Linked DNA regions of Homo sapiens: region 1 is linked to region 2. A link is a contact called in ENCODE Hi-C or POLR2A ChIA-PET data. All regions are on one chromosome and are shown on one strand. The core of a region is the stretch at or near the end of the contact, and the rest is flanking DNA. Distances in the headings are between cores, read along the strand shown.

Region 1 (6,252 bases), core at 3,541-6,040, 550 kb before region 2:
AATTTGCTGGGCACAGTGGCGGGCGCCTGTAGTCCCAGCTACTCGGGAGGCTGAGGTAGGAGAATGGCGTGAACCCGGAAGGCGGAGCTTGCAGTAAACCGAGATCGCGCCACTGCACTCCAGCCTGGGCGAAAGAGCGAGACTCCGTCTCAAAAAAAAAAAAAAAAAAAGAATTGTGATACTAATTCTTTATGTTACTGGGGGGATGATTCATCTTACATAACAGGAGTTTAGGAACCCTACTAAATTGCTAATATTAAGCAATTATATAATATCTTCAGATCTGTGTAGACATTACACACCCTTATCCTTCATAGGAAACAACCAAAGTTTCTGCCTAAAGGACACTTAGGAATTTACCCTCCCATATTTTATTTTTTATTTTTTTGAGACAGAGTCTCACTCTGTTGCTCAGGCTGGAGTGCAGTGGTGCGATCTCAGCCCACTGCAACCTCTGCCTCCCTAGTTCAAGCGATTCTCCTGCCTCAGCCTCCAGAGTAGCTGGGATTACAGGCACACATCACCACACCCCGGTAATTTTTGTATTTTTAGTAGAGATGGGGTTTCACCATGTTGGCCAGGCTGGTCTCAAACTCCTGACCTCAGGTGATCCACCCGCCTTGGCCTCCCAAAGTGCTGGGATTATAGACGCAGGCCATCTCGCCCAGCCCCCTCCCATATTTTAATAGCAAAATTTTGGAGACTTGAAGAGCTATAATTGGCATAATTATTACATCTTCCTGAGACAGATTAAGTTTATCTTGTTATGTGAAGAAGAAGAGTGAGCTGGAGAGTAGACTAGAAGTTCCTCTCCTTTTTTCCTTTTTTTTTTTTTTTTTCTGAGGCGCCATATGTAGGGCTTATTTCCATTTTGGTTGTCTTTCTTGGATAATCTTTCACTGAATAGTTCACCCTTTAAAATTTTACATGCTTCCAACGAGGAAGTCAACATAGCATAAAGACCTTAGCTGTCTTTGAAAGTAACAATCTGGCACGAAATTTTATTTTTATGCTAATCATGATTTTATATAATGCTGATATTTTAATATTTTCTTTAATACTTGAATAAAGAACAAACTTTTTAAAGAAAGAAAATCACCAACATTTCTCTTATCCTATGAAGGTAAGTTTTTATTTTTGCATATTCCCTTCTGCCTACATGGCAGAAAACTCCAGGACTGAAAGACACTTTAGAAATCAAAGGGTTTGGCCGGGCACAGTGGCTCACGCCGGTAATCCCAGCACTTTGGGAGGCCAAGGTGGGTGGATCACGAGGTCAGGAGATCGAGACCATCCTGGCTAACACGGTGAAACCCCGTCTCCACTAAAACTACAAAAAATCAGCCGAGTGTGGTGGCAGGCGCCTGTAGTCCCAGCTACTAGGGAGGCTGAGGCAGGAGAATGGCCTGAACCCGGGAAGCGGAGCTTGCAGTGAGCCGAGATCATGCCACTGCACTCCAGCCTGGGCGACAGAGCAAGACTTTGTCTCAAAAAAAAAAAAAAAAAAAAAACAAATGGTTCACTTTCTTCATTTTCAGATGAGACAACTAAGAACTCAGAATGCTATGAGGTTAGCCCAGGGTCATACCTTATAGGCTCCACTAAAATAAATTTTAATACTAAATTAATTTTTTAAAAAAGTTGTTAAAACATGAGAAGCTCCCTAATTGCCAGTTTTCTCCACTAAGAATGTAACTGTAAGGGGAAAAAAAAAATCTCTATTATGGAATGCAGTATTAGCATTATTGAAGGCAATGTCTGGAGAATTACAGCTCCGTAGAACTACAGCAAATCTGAATTCCTTAATAAAAATTCTCAGAAGTCAAGGAATTTCTAGAAAACAAACATGAATTCAAAGCTTTTAGATTTAAGGATTCAAATTCAAAGTTCACATATTTGTTGTGCATTGCTATAGCTAATGCTGCCTGCACATTGTTGATTCTGGAATGTACCCTCCTTGATAAAAAGGCAAATTAGTTGTCTTAAATAGAGCACCTAATTAAGGCTTTCTCTCTGCTATAATCCACAGAAATTAAATAGCATTGTAAAAGGGAGTACTCTCTAAGGAACACAGACGGCTTTCAAAACAACTGTTAGAAACAGTCTGGACTCACATTAGTGGGATTCTGAATGTTCCGTAGCAGTAAAGAGCCCCAAACGGAAATTGAGGCTGGCCTGGTGGCTCACGCCTACAATTGCAGCACTTTGGGAGGCCGAGGCGGGCAGATCACTTGAGGCCAGGAGTTCGGGACCAGCCTGGCCAACATGATGAAATCCAGTCTCTACTAAAAATACAAAAAATAGCCAGGTGTGGTGGCGGGCGCTTGTAATCCTAGCTAGTCAGGAGGCCAAGGTAGGAGGATCGCTTGAACCTGAGAGGCAGCAGTTGCAGTGAGCTGAGATAGTGCTACTGCACTCCTGCCTGAGGGATAGAGCAAGACTCTGCCTCAGGGGGGAAAAAAAGGGAATTGAAAACTCCAGTTCTGATGCTATTCTGTCATTAACCAGGAATGTAATCTGAGACAAAACACTTAATTTTTCTCGTTCCTTTTTGATGTTGATGAGGTGAGCCTAGGCAATCTCAGAATTCTTTTTCAACTATAAAATTCTAGGATTCTTTCCTCCGCACATGTGAAAGGTGTCCCCGTACTTCAGGCTCTGGGAAAACTCCAGGTGTGAAGAGTTGCCTTTATTAACAAGATGCTAATATCCTTTTGTCCTTCTCTGAGGTAAGCCTTAGGCAGAAACCTGGCACTTCTTTGGCTCCCCCTTCCTCCTTCAGCTCCCGCCTTCATACCCTGATGTGTAACAAAACCCCATTGTGCTCTCACTTAAGTTTCATCACTCTTTCTTCTCCCTGCACACTATCAACGCTTTAGGACTCGTCCTTATTTCTGAACCACAGGAACAAGTAACTGTTTTTCTAATGTTTCTCTCAGAGTACACTCTGCTTCTAGTGAGTTCCAATTCTGTTTATTAAGATTTTCATACCCATGGCAGTGATTGATACTCCCACACTCCATATTCAATGTCAGCAAATTTGGTTGGCTTTCTTTAAAATATGTCTAAAATATGTCCACTTACCTCTCCACCTATTATTGCCTGGGTCCAAGCCAGCAATAACTTCTGACTGATCTCCCTTTTGCCCTTAGCTCCATTGTCTACTCTCCACACAGCATCCAAAGCAGTCCTATGAAAACATTAACTCAGATCATGTCACTCCTCTGCTCAAAGTAACATTCCTTACAATGGCCTACAAAGCCCTAGGTGCCGTGGCTATTGTTACTCTCTAACTGCATTCCCCATTCGTCTCCCCGTCTTTTCCAGTACATAAACCCTCTTACTGTTCCTCCAATCTGCCAGGAACATGGCCACTTGCAGCGACTTTGCACTTGCTGTTCTTTCTGCCTGGAATATTGTTCCTCCAGTTAGCTGCATGGCCAATTTCCTCACTCTGTCACTTAACTCCAATGTCACCTCCTCATGAGCCTTCTCTGGTCCCTCTATTACCCTCTCAAAAATTGTGAGTCCTCTCTTATTTTCACTTCATCACTTATCACTATCTAACATAGTATGTTTTGCTTATTTTTTGTCATTTTTTTCTCTTTCCCATGACAGTAGGGATTTTTGTCTGTTTTGCTTATTGCTCTATCACAAACGACTAGCGCAGTGGGTAATGAGTATTTCCTGGTTAATGAATGAATTGTGGGAGATCTGCACCAAGGGAACATATGGAGACAGACACTAGATCAAATGTCTCCTTTGTTTGCTCATGGTAAAACATTTGACCATCTTCTTAATCTTACGTGGTAAAAAATTCCATGTCTTTTGTTAATTGTGATATATGTCTTAGATCTCTTGTGAGATGTTTTAGATCTCAGGGAAAGCATTCCTCATTATTAAAGCATTAATTTGGTCACTAGGGGATGAATCCAATCTTATTTTCCAAATGTTATCCTGTACATTTGGCAGTCTTGCTAAGTTATATAGAAGGAAGTAGAGTCTATTATTTTAGATAGAAAATTCCCGGTCCCGACTCGCAGTGGTCAAAGTCTTCAAAATTCTAAGATCATAACACATAACGTCAGGAGGAAATATGTGGCTATTAATCATACTAATGATAGTGATGATGCAATAAAATAATTGTAATATGCTAACACCAATTGTATCTTAAAAAGAGGTACTGGAAATTCCATCTTGCATTCTTCCGTTTTTTCCTGTTATAGAAAAACGCACTCCCTGATACTCAGTAGAGGATCAACTTATTTCTAGTTAATCAGCATGAACGTTTCCAGCAGAATAGATGCTTTGGTGTAGCACTTGCCTGGGAGTCATGGTTAGCATTCCGCATTTTTTAGAGAGCTGAATTCAGCAGCCTAGGAAACATTAGGAAGAACACCTTCAAACAGGGAACAACGTCTTGGGGGGAAAGAGAGTCACTGCCTCCGCTAGGGATCCCGAGGGGGTACAAAAGCAACAACAATAAAAACTCGTGGAGAGTAGGTTCCACGACATGCGCATGCGACGAACTCCCGCACTCAGCGGGGCAGGTTTCGTCCTTCATCTTCTCAGTCGGCAGGACCTGCTTCTCGCTGAGGATGAGTGAGGACAGCCGCAGCTCGGCGGGGACGGCCCGGTAGCCTAGAGCGCCGGCACCCGAGTCCCGCCGCCGGAGCCGCGCCTGGAGCCGCGGTGGGGGAGGGGCAGCGGCGGCCCGCGCTGCGTCGAGCTTCCCAGAATTCCCAGCGGCCGCGGGGAAAGTTTACGGGATGTAGGCGGCGGCGGCGGTAGTGGTAGCGGTTATTCGGCGGCCCGCGGCGGACCATGGCCCTGGCCCTGGCCCGGCGTCGCTGGGCTTTCCTCACGGCGTCCCCGAGCAGCGTCGCAGAGCGGGCCGACTTCCGGGAAGGAACTGACCAGCGACTGAGCGGCGGCCGGCGCGCTTAGCGCCCTGAACATGCGGCAGTCCCTGCGGGCGACCCCGGGCTCCGGACAGGCGGCGGCGGAGGCGGCGGCTCGGGAGGGAAGGAGGCGGCGGCGCCGGCGGAGGTGGCGGCGGAGACGGCCGGCGCCCGGCGCGGAGCCCTAGGGAGGCAGTTCAGCGCGGCCTCGGGCCTCGTCGAGAAGGATGCTGTCCCGAAAGAAAACCAAAAACGAAGTGTCCAAGCCGGCCGAGGTGCAGGGGAAGTACGTGAAGAAGGAGACGTCGCCTCTGCTTCGGAGTGAGTGTCAGGCGGGGCGTGCCCACACCTGGCCCAGGCGGCCAGGTGCTCCGGGGACCCTGGCGGGGGCGCCGGCGGGTCTCCAGGGCTTCTCCTTCGTCCTTGGTCGCGTGAAATACTGGTTTTGAGATTTTCTTGTGTCTGAAGTGGTATTCGTTGATTGAAAGCCCATAAGAGTAAGAAACTTGGGTTAGTCCCCCCCGCGCCTAACCCCCCCAAGAGCACCCCCTAAAAATAACAGACTTCCTCGCCCCACCAGGCAGAGTTGTTGGTTTTGATTACTGGAAGAGAGAGTAGGAAACATTTAAATTGCTTATCACCTAATGCTATAGGAGTAAAAGTAATTAGACAGGGACACTTTTTACTCTTTTAGATGCGTCGAGATGTGCGTCATGTTTGCAAACATTGCGGGTGTCTCTCGACTGTGCTGCAAGTTGTGCGAACTCTGGGGCAGAATTCCTTAGTCCTGCTGCCGGATGCAGACTTGAGAAGGTGAAAAGCATACCGTCGTTCTTGTAGCCGCCACCCAAAGCCTCATCACTCTTACACAGCAGAGCAGAGAGCCAAAAGCCTTTGTATTTGGCTATATTCGTGAGATTCCAAGAAGGCAACTCAAAATAATTTCTATCGTATTAGAGAACCCCCCCCTCGAAAAGTTTTTTTTTTTAATAGGGTAGATCCCACTCCCAATCCCCACCTCCGGTCCCCCGCTGCTTTTCTTCTTAATGTAAGTATTTGATTTTTGAGTTGAATCTCTTGAATTTTTAATTCTTGTGTGTTCAGGACATTTGTGAGGCATGGAGCTGGTATTTTGGTGCTCTTACTGCGCCCTGGGCCCTTTGCTTAAGTTTCCTTCTTGGAAGCTGGTAGTAACCTTGTGACTTAAGTATTACCTCATATTGTAATTGGGAAAGTTAGGTTTCTAGTATTTGCCCAAGATCACACAGATGGGAGAGCATGTTTTTCCATCATAACCACATTGTCAGCCTTCCAGATTTATGGTGGTACTTGCAATACTTTCAACAAAATA
Region 2 (6,502 bases), core at 2,096-4,595:
GCGCTTGAACCTGGGAGTTGGAGGTTGCAGTGAGCCAGGATCGTGCCACTGCACTCCAGTCTGGGCAACAATTGCAAAACTCTTGTCTCAAAAAAAAAAAAAAAAAAAAAAAAGGCTGGTTGGGAGGCTGAGGCAGGCAGATCATCTGAAGTCAGGAGTTCAAGACCAGCCTGGCCAATATGGTGAAACCCTGTCTCTACTAAAAATACAAAAATTAGCCGGGCATGGTGGCGGGCACCTGTAATCCCAGCTACTCAAGAGGCTAAGGCAGGAGAATCACTTGAACCTGGGAGGTGAAGGTAGGTTGCAGTGAGCCAAGATCGCACCATTGCACTCCAGCCTGGGCGACAGAGCAAGACTCTGTCTCAAAAACTAAAAATAAAAATAAAAAAATAAAAAAGAGGCTGGAAGTACATTTTCTTTCTGGTACAGGTGGAAAAAAACTTCAGTAGTATTCCAAGTATTCTTCAAACTTTCAACTAATGCTTCTCAAAATTTTAAGGGTGCATCAGAATTACCTGAAAGGCTTGGTAAAATCAGACTGTGGAGCCACACCTCCAGAGTTTCTGATTCAGTAGTCTAGGATGGGGCCCAAGAATTTGCTTTTCTAACAAGTTCCCTACTGATGCTGATGTTGTTGGTCTCTGGATCACACTTTGAGATCTACTGCTCTAAGCCTCACTGGAGAAAGTAGCAGTAGATGCCCAGTAAGCAGAAGCTAGACATTAAAGTCCTCTAGACATCATGTCCTTTCATGTCTATAAAGCAATAAATTATTGTCACTTACCTACTATTATAATTAAAATACATAAATTTCTGAAATGTATACACAAAGCAAGATAAAGAGTTAGGACCTAAGACTTAAATTAAAACATCTCATATATAAAAATATTAAACCCAGCCCTGAATTAATCTAGGAGTACTCATAATCTGATAATTAACCCAGATTAGTTTATTTTGAGCCTCTGAATTTAACTTGACAAGTAAGAATTTTTCAGACTTAAAAATTTTTTTTTTTAATTTTTCAGAATAGAGGTATAATTTAATTACTTTTTTTTTTGAGGGAAATATGAAATCTGATGATGATCCTCCTGCTATTCCACCGAGACAGCCTCCTCCTCCAAAGGTAAAACCCAGAGTTCCTGTTCCTACTGGTGCATTTGATGGGCCTCTGCATAGTCCACCTCCGCCACCACCAAGAGATCCTCTTCCTGATACCCCTCCACCAGTTCCCCTTCGGCCTCCAGAACACTTTATAAACTGTCCATTTAATCTTCAGCCACCTCCACTGGGGCATCTTCACAGAGATTCAGACTGGCTCAGAGACATTAGTACGTGTCCAAATTCGCCAAGCACTCCTCCTAGCACACCCTCTCCAAGGGTACCGCGTCGATGCTATGTGCTCAGTTCTAGTCAGAATAATCTTGCTCATCCTCCAGCTCCCCCTGTTCCACCAAGGCAGAATTCAAGCCCTCATCTGCCAAAACTGCCACCAAAGACTTACAAACGGGAGCTTTCGCACCCCCCATTGTACAGACTGCCTTTGCTAGAAAATGCAGAAACTCCCCAATGACCTTAGCCATATGTAGTCATTGACACTGGAATGGTATTTGTAAAGTTTTTTTTTTAATTTATTCAAAAAAAGACATAGTATTTTAGTACTTTTTACAAATAATGCTCTTACAAAAATGCTACTGATCAAATAAGCTTTTAAGAATTGGAAAAATAAAAATACAAAAGTCCTTCACCATTATCCTCAGGTGATCAGTAGCATTGCCTTGTCTTGGATCCTCAGTGCTGCCAAAAGGCCAGTATAAAGAATTTATATTTGCACTGTAAACTCTGCAAAAATATGGTTTAAAGTGACATGATTGCACTGAAAAGGGATAGTGCTTTTGTGAAATTTTTCAAATTTGAGTAATAGATGCCTTTTTAAGGCAGTGAATTTACACAAATATGGGAGGGGTATATGGTGTTACTGATTTTTAAACCTCTTTGACCATCTTCTAGTTTTTACTTCTAGTTTTTACATCTAGGAGAATTGTGAATAACACCAACTGTTCTTAAACTCTTTAATGCCATGTCTTAAATGCCGGTATTTGCTGCTGAAGACAAAAATGAAAAGTAGGATGAAAATAATAGAATGGCACTGTAAGTGTTTATTATTTTGTCAAAATGTAAACAAAGACTACATAACCCAATGATGGAGGGAAAAAGGGCATGTATCTCATTCAGATGTGCCTTTTGTTTTTGCAGACTATGACGTCTTTAGCTAATGAATTGCCTATTGTTATGGAAAACAGTTAATATGCCATGTATGTACAGTTTTGTTTATATTGTATATTTAAAGATACTGCTAATAACCTATATAAATTTAAGTGACTTGAGGCCTATAATACAATCTGCTACTTTACTAATTCATAAATTCAAAAAAAATTCTATGGCATAGGAACCAACTGCCTTGCCTTCAAGACCTAGTAACTTTCTCTATAAATCTCGTGTTAACTGAAATTTTTTTTAAATATATTTTTTAGATTGGTAATATTTAAACCAGCAAATACTTAAAGCTTTATTAAACATTTTAATCAGATAAGTGAGTAAAGCTTTTATTTGCCATTTGGATGCCTTCGTTCAAAGTGATAGAGTGTTTTGCTGATAGTGCTGTAGCAGCAGTTGTAAAGTAGCCAAAAGCCACGTTGTTTATTTACTGGTTTGTGGCCTTTTACTGTGCTTTGTATCAGAGTTCTTAACAAGATTAATAAATCACCCCAGTCTTAATTTTTAAAAGACTTTTAAAATATGTGTTTTCATTATAAGGAACAAAGGGGGAGATTGTTGAGTCCTATAGACACACACACACACACACACAATTTTTTCTTCACTGTTAAATGTGAGCTGCAGGCTTCTAGCAACCACTTTTATGAATTCATACAAAAAACTAGGAGCATACTAGGAACTTGAAAAGGAAGATTGTAAGATTATAGCCATCTTTGGTAGGATCTTGGAAGCTGATTGCATTTAAGCCTTGTAACTACTATGTAAATCAAGTGTCCAACTTGGTAAACTCTGAGGTTGGCTTTGTTTTTTAAAGAGCAGATTATAATAGTTTTGTCTGGGAAAGTGATTTAAACGGCCTCTTCGTTAAGCCAAACGTGTGATTTAGGGTAGAGGGAGGCTGCCAAGCGCGTCGGGTAAGCAGGGGCCCCACGCTCGGCCCCGCCCAGGTAACGCTGCCTTCCGGGCTTTGTTAACTCGCGCGCGCTGCGTCGCCAACTCAGCGGCGGGCAGGGGGCGGAGCCGCAGGGCGGGGCGGTGCGCGTTGATGTGACGTCCCTGCGCGCGCCGCTTTCTGTTGCCGGGCGCAATGGCGGATACGCTGGAGTCCTCGCTGGAGGACCCACTGCGGAGCTTTGTGCGAGTTTTGGAGAAGCGGGATGGTACAGTGCTACGACTACAGCAGTATAGCTCCGGTGGCGTGGGTTGCGTTGTGTGGGACGCTGCCATTGTCCTTTCTAAATACCTGGAAACGCCCGAGTTTTCTGGCGACGGGGCCCACGCGCTGAGCCGGCGGTCGGTGCTGGAGCTGGGTTCGGGCACCGGGGCCGTGGGGCTCATGGCTGCTACCCTCGGGTAAGAGCTGGCGGGCGGGCGGGATGTGGGGGCGCCTTCTTGCTGGGGAAATCCGGATTACAGGCTTTCCCCCCTGTGCCTACACCTCAGTCGACGTTATTTTATAGGGCTGATGTTGTAGTCACCGATCTTGAGGAATTGCAAGACTTGCTGAAGATGAATATTAATATGAACAAGCATCTTGTCACTGGTTCTGTTCAAGCCAAGGTACTGAAATGGTTTGTATGGCCTTTCAGCTTGTTTTAAGATATTGATTTGTAGTTTGTTTTGAATTGCGTTTCATTAAAAGGATGGAAGGGGACTTTCCGGTTCTTTATAAAACAAGAGTATTTTGAATTATTAAAACAATTGAAATATTTGTTTGGCATTTTTAAGGGGGGAAGAAATAGAAGGCTTTCCTTCTCCACCCGACTTCATACTGATGGCCGACTGCATATACTATGAAGAGGTAAGTATCCAGTGAGCGAAGTCTCTTCACTTAGAAGATGAACCTTATTCCATGAATTCTAAAGCACACGTTTCTTCACATTTTAACATCTTTGAATCCGGGATTTGCCTTATAGTTGATGCAGTAAAGAGAAGATAAAAGTCACCAGGGACCATATGTATATACGCTCATCATTATCATACCGACCTGGTGAAGCATGTTGAGAAAAGTGTTATATGCATTTTACTAGAGGCTTCTGTAAAAATTTTAAAGGATTTTGCCAATTGGATGTTATGAAAAGCCAAAATCCTCTCTTTTTCCCTTGGTTGTTCCCACGGAACATGTTAACCATGACATTGAGAATTAAGTTATAAATAATTCATTGTTCTTTTCTTTAAATACCAGTTTGGGCCGGGCGCGGTGGCTCACGCCTGTAATCCCAACACTTGGGAGGTCAAGGCAGGTGGCTCACCTGAGGTCGGGAGTTCGAGACCAGCCTGACCTACATGGCAAAACCCTGTCTCTACTAAAAATACAAAATTAGCCAGGCGTGGTGGTGCATGTCTGTAATCCTAGCTATTTGGGAGTCTGAGGCAGGAGAATCGCTTGAACCTGGGAGGCGGAGGTTGCAGTGAGCCGAAATCATGCCATTGCATTCCAGCCTGGGCAACAAGAGCAAAACTCTGTCTCAAAAAAAAAAAAAAAAAAAAAAAACATCAGTTTGTATAGTGTTGTGGGCATCGATTATTTTAAAAATAATTAGCATTGAACCAAGTTAGGGTCAGATTTAACTTTTGTAGGGAAATCGTTGATTATTTAAATCCCAAATTAGATTAAATAAAATTAAACTTTTAAGAGTAAGGTTGATTCCATTTGTTTCCCATGAGAACTCCAAAATGCAGTCATCTGAATCCTTTTTCTGGAAACCAAAATCAGTACATGGTTTAGTTAACAGGAGCTTACCCAATCATTAGTTACAGAGGGGTTTTTGTTTGTTTGTTTTTGTTTTAAGATAGGGGTCTTGCTCTGTCACACATGTTGTAGTGCAGTGGAGTGATCATAGCTCACTGTAACCTCGAGCTCCTGAGGCTCAAGTAATCCTCCCATTCAGCCTCCTCAATAGCTGGGACTATAGGTGTGCACCAGCATGCTGGCTAATTTTTAAATTTTTTGTAAGGTGTTGCGGGGGGTGGTTTGTCTCTCGCTGTATTCTCCAGGCTGGTCTTCAACTCCTGCTTTCAAGCGATCTTTCCACCTCTGCCTTCCAAAGTGTTGATATTACAGGTGTGAGCCACTGCACCTAGCCTAGAGCTTTAATTACATGTGCTTTGTTGGATTGATTCAAAGATGGATAAATTGTAGGGGAGCTATAAATACCCCTGTACCTCCTCAACCTACTTTTAGAGTAGAAAAATTTTTAAATCAAAAACAAAAAATATATTCTTTTTTAAATAGTCTTTGGAGCCATTGCTGAAAACTCTAAAAGATATCAGCGGATTTGAAACTTGTATTATATGTTGTTATGAACAACGAACAATGGGGAAAAATCCAGAAATTGAGAAAAAATATTTTGAGGTAAGTATTAAGTACTCTATTATCTTTGTAGTGATTTCCCTTCAGGGGGGCTGTATGTGACTCTTCAAGTATATTATGGTAATTTTGGGTGGGGAAAACATGCTGTTTGTGTGAAGCTGAGGAAAGGATCTTCACAGCCCATGATTCTACGAAGCTCCCCTTTTTCATCTTTTCTGATACTTTATTTCATTTCTAATTAGTTGATCTATGGCTACAGAAGAATGTTAATACGGGTGCCACTCCTTTTTAAGAACAGTTTTCAGTGTTTATTAAACATGATGCTGCCTTTGGGGAACATCTCAATGATGTATGTATTACCTTTGGAGAATACGTGATAGAAATGTGCAGGTGATAAGTTGTTTTTGTTTTGAGACAGGGTTTCACCCTGTAGCCCATGCCGGAGTGCAGTGGCACAGTCAGGGCTCACTGCATCCTCAACCTCCTGGGCTCAAGTGATCCTCCTGCCTCAGTGTCACCCCCCCCCCCCCCCGCCCCCAAGTAAGTGGGACTATAGGCATGTACCACCACACCCGGCTAACTTTTTGTATTTTTTTGTAGAGATGGGGTTTTCCCATGTTGCCAAGTGATAAGTTTTTACTTCTGTGTTTTTCTCTACATATTTATGAAACCTCCAACCTAGATACCTGTCTATTTTTAGGGTCTTTTTTTTTGTTTTTTAAACTTTTTGTCTGAAATAGTTAGAAAAGACTTACAGGAAGTTGCAAAATATAGTATATAGGGTTTTATGTATCTGTCACTCTTCTTCCCCTAGTGATCACCCAAACCCTTATATGGGCACAAATCTATCACATTGTGAGTGACTCCTTTTGAGGGTACATCTATATAGGCCTGCAGTTTTGTCTGCTGGAA

The links. Hi-C counts contacts between places; a loop is a spot of excess contacts on that map. ChIA-PET counts read pairs that join two places held with the same protein, here RNA polymerase II (POLR2A). Pooled maps may share reads with other maps.
Region 1: a loop to region 2 is called in a pooled map, with 5 times the contacts of the local background. The contact joins the promoter of SAV1 here to the promoter of VCPKMT in region 2. A Hi-C loop is called at or near these places in 4 of 50 pooled maps. POLR2A ChIA-PET finds 5 or more read pairs at or near these places in 3 of 52 experiments (A673, CD8-positive, alpha-beta memory T cell and activated CD4-positive, alpha-beta T cell).

What each region holds. Positions count from the first base shown.
Region 1 is chr14:50,666,844-50,673,095 of GRCh38, reverse strand. It overlaps SAV1 (salvador family WW domain containing protein 1), which reads left to right and starts at 4,790. Exons shown (of 5, transcript NM_021818.4): 1 at 4,790-5,222. The coding sequence starts at 5,129. RefSeq lists silencers at 4,553-5,122, 5,233-5,362 and an enhancer at 5,723-5,792.
Region 2 is chr14:50,113,415-50,119,916 of GRCh38, reverse strand. VCPKMT (valosin containing protein lysine methyltransferase) reads left to right here and starts at 3,345. Exons shown (of 6, transcript NM_024558.3): 1 at 3,345-3,630; 2 at 3,738-3,848; 3 at 4,006-4,078; 4 at 5,513-5,632. The coding sequence starts at 3,365. It overlaps SOS2 (SOS Ras/Rho guanine nucleotide exchange factor 2), which reads left to right. Exons shown (of 23, transcript NM_006939.4): 23 at 1,064-2,787. The coding sequence ends at 1,573. RefSeq lists an enhancer at 3,349-3,408.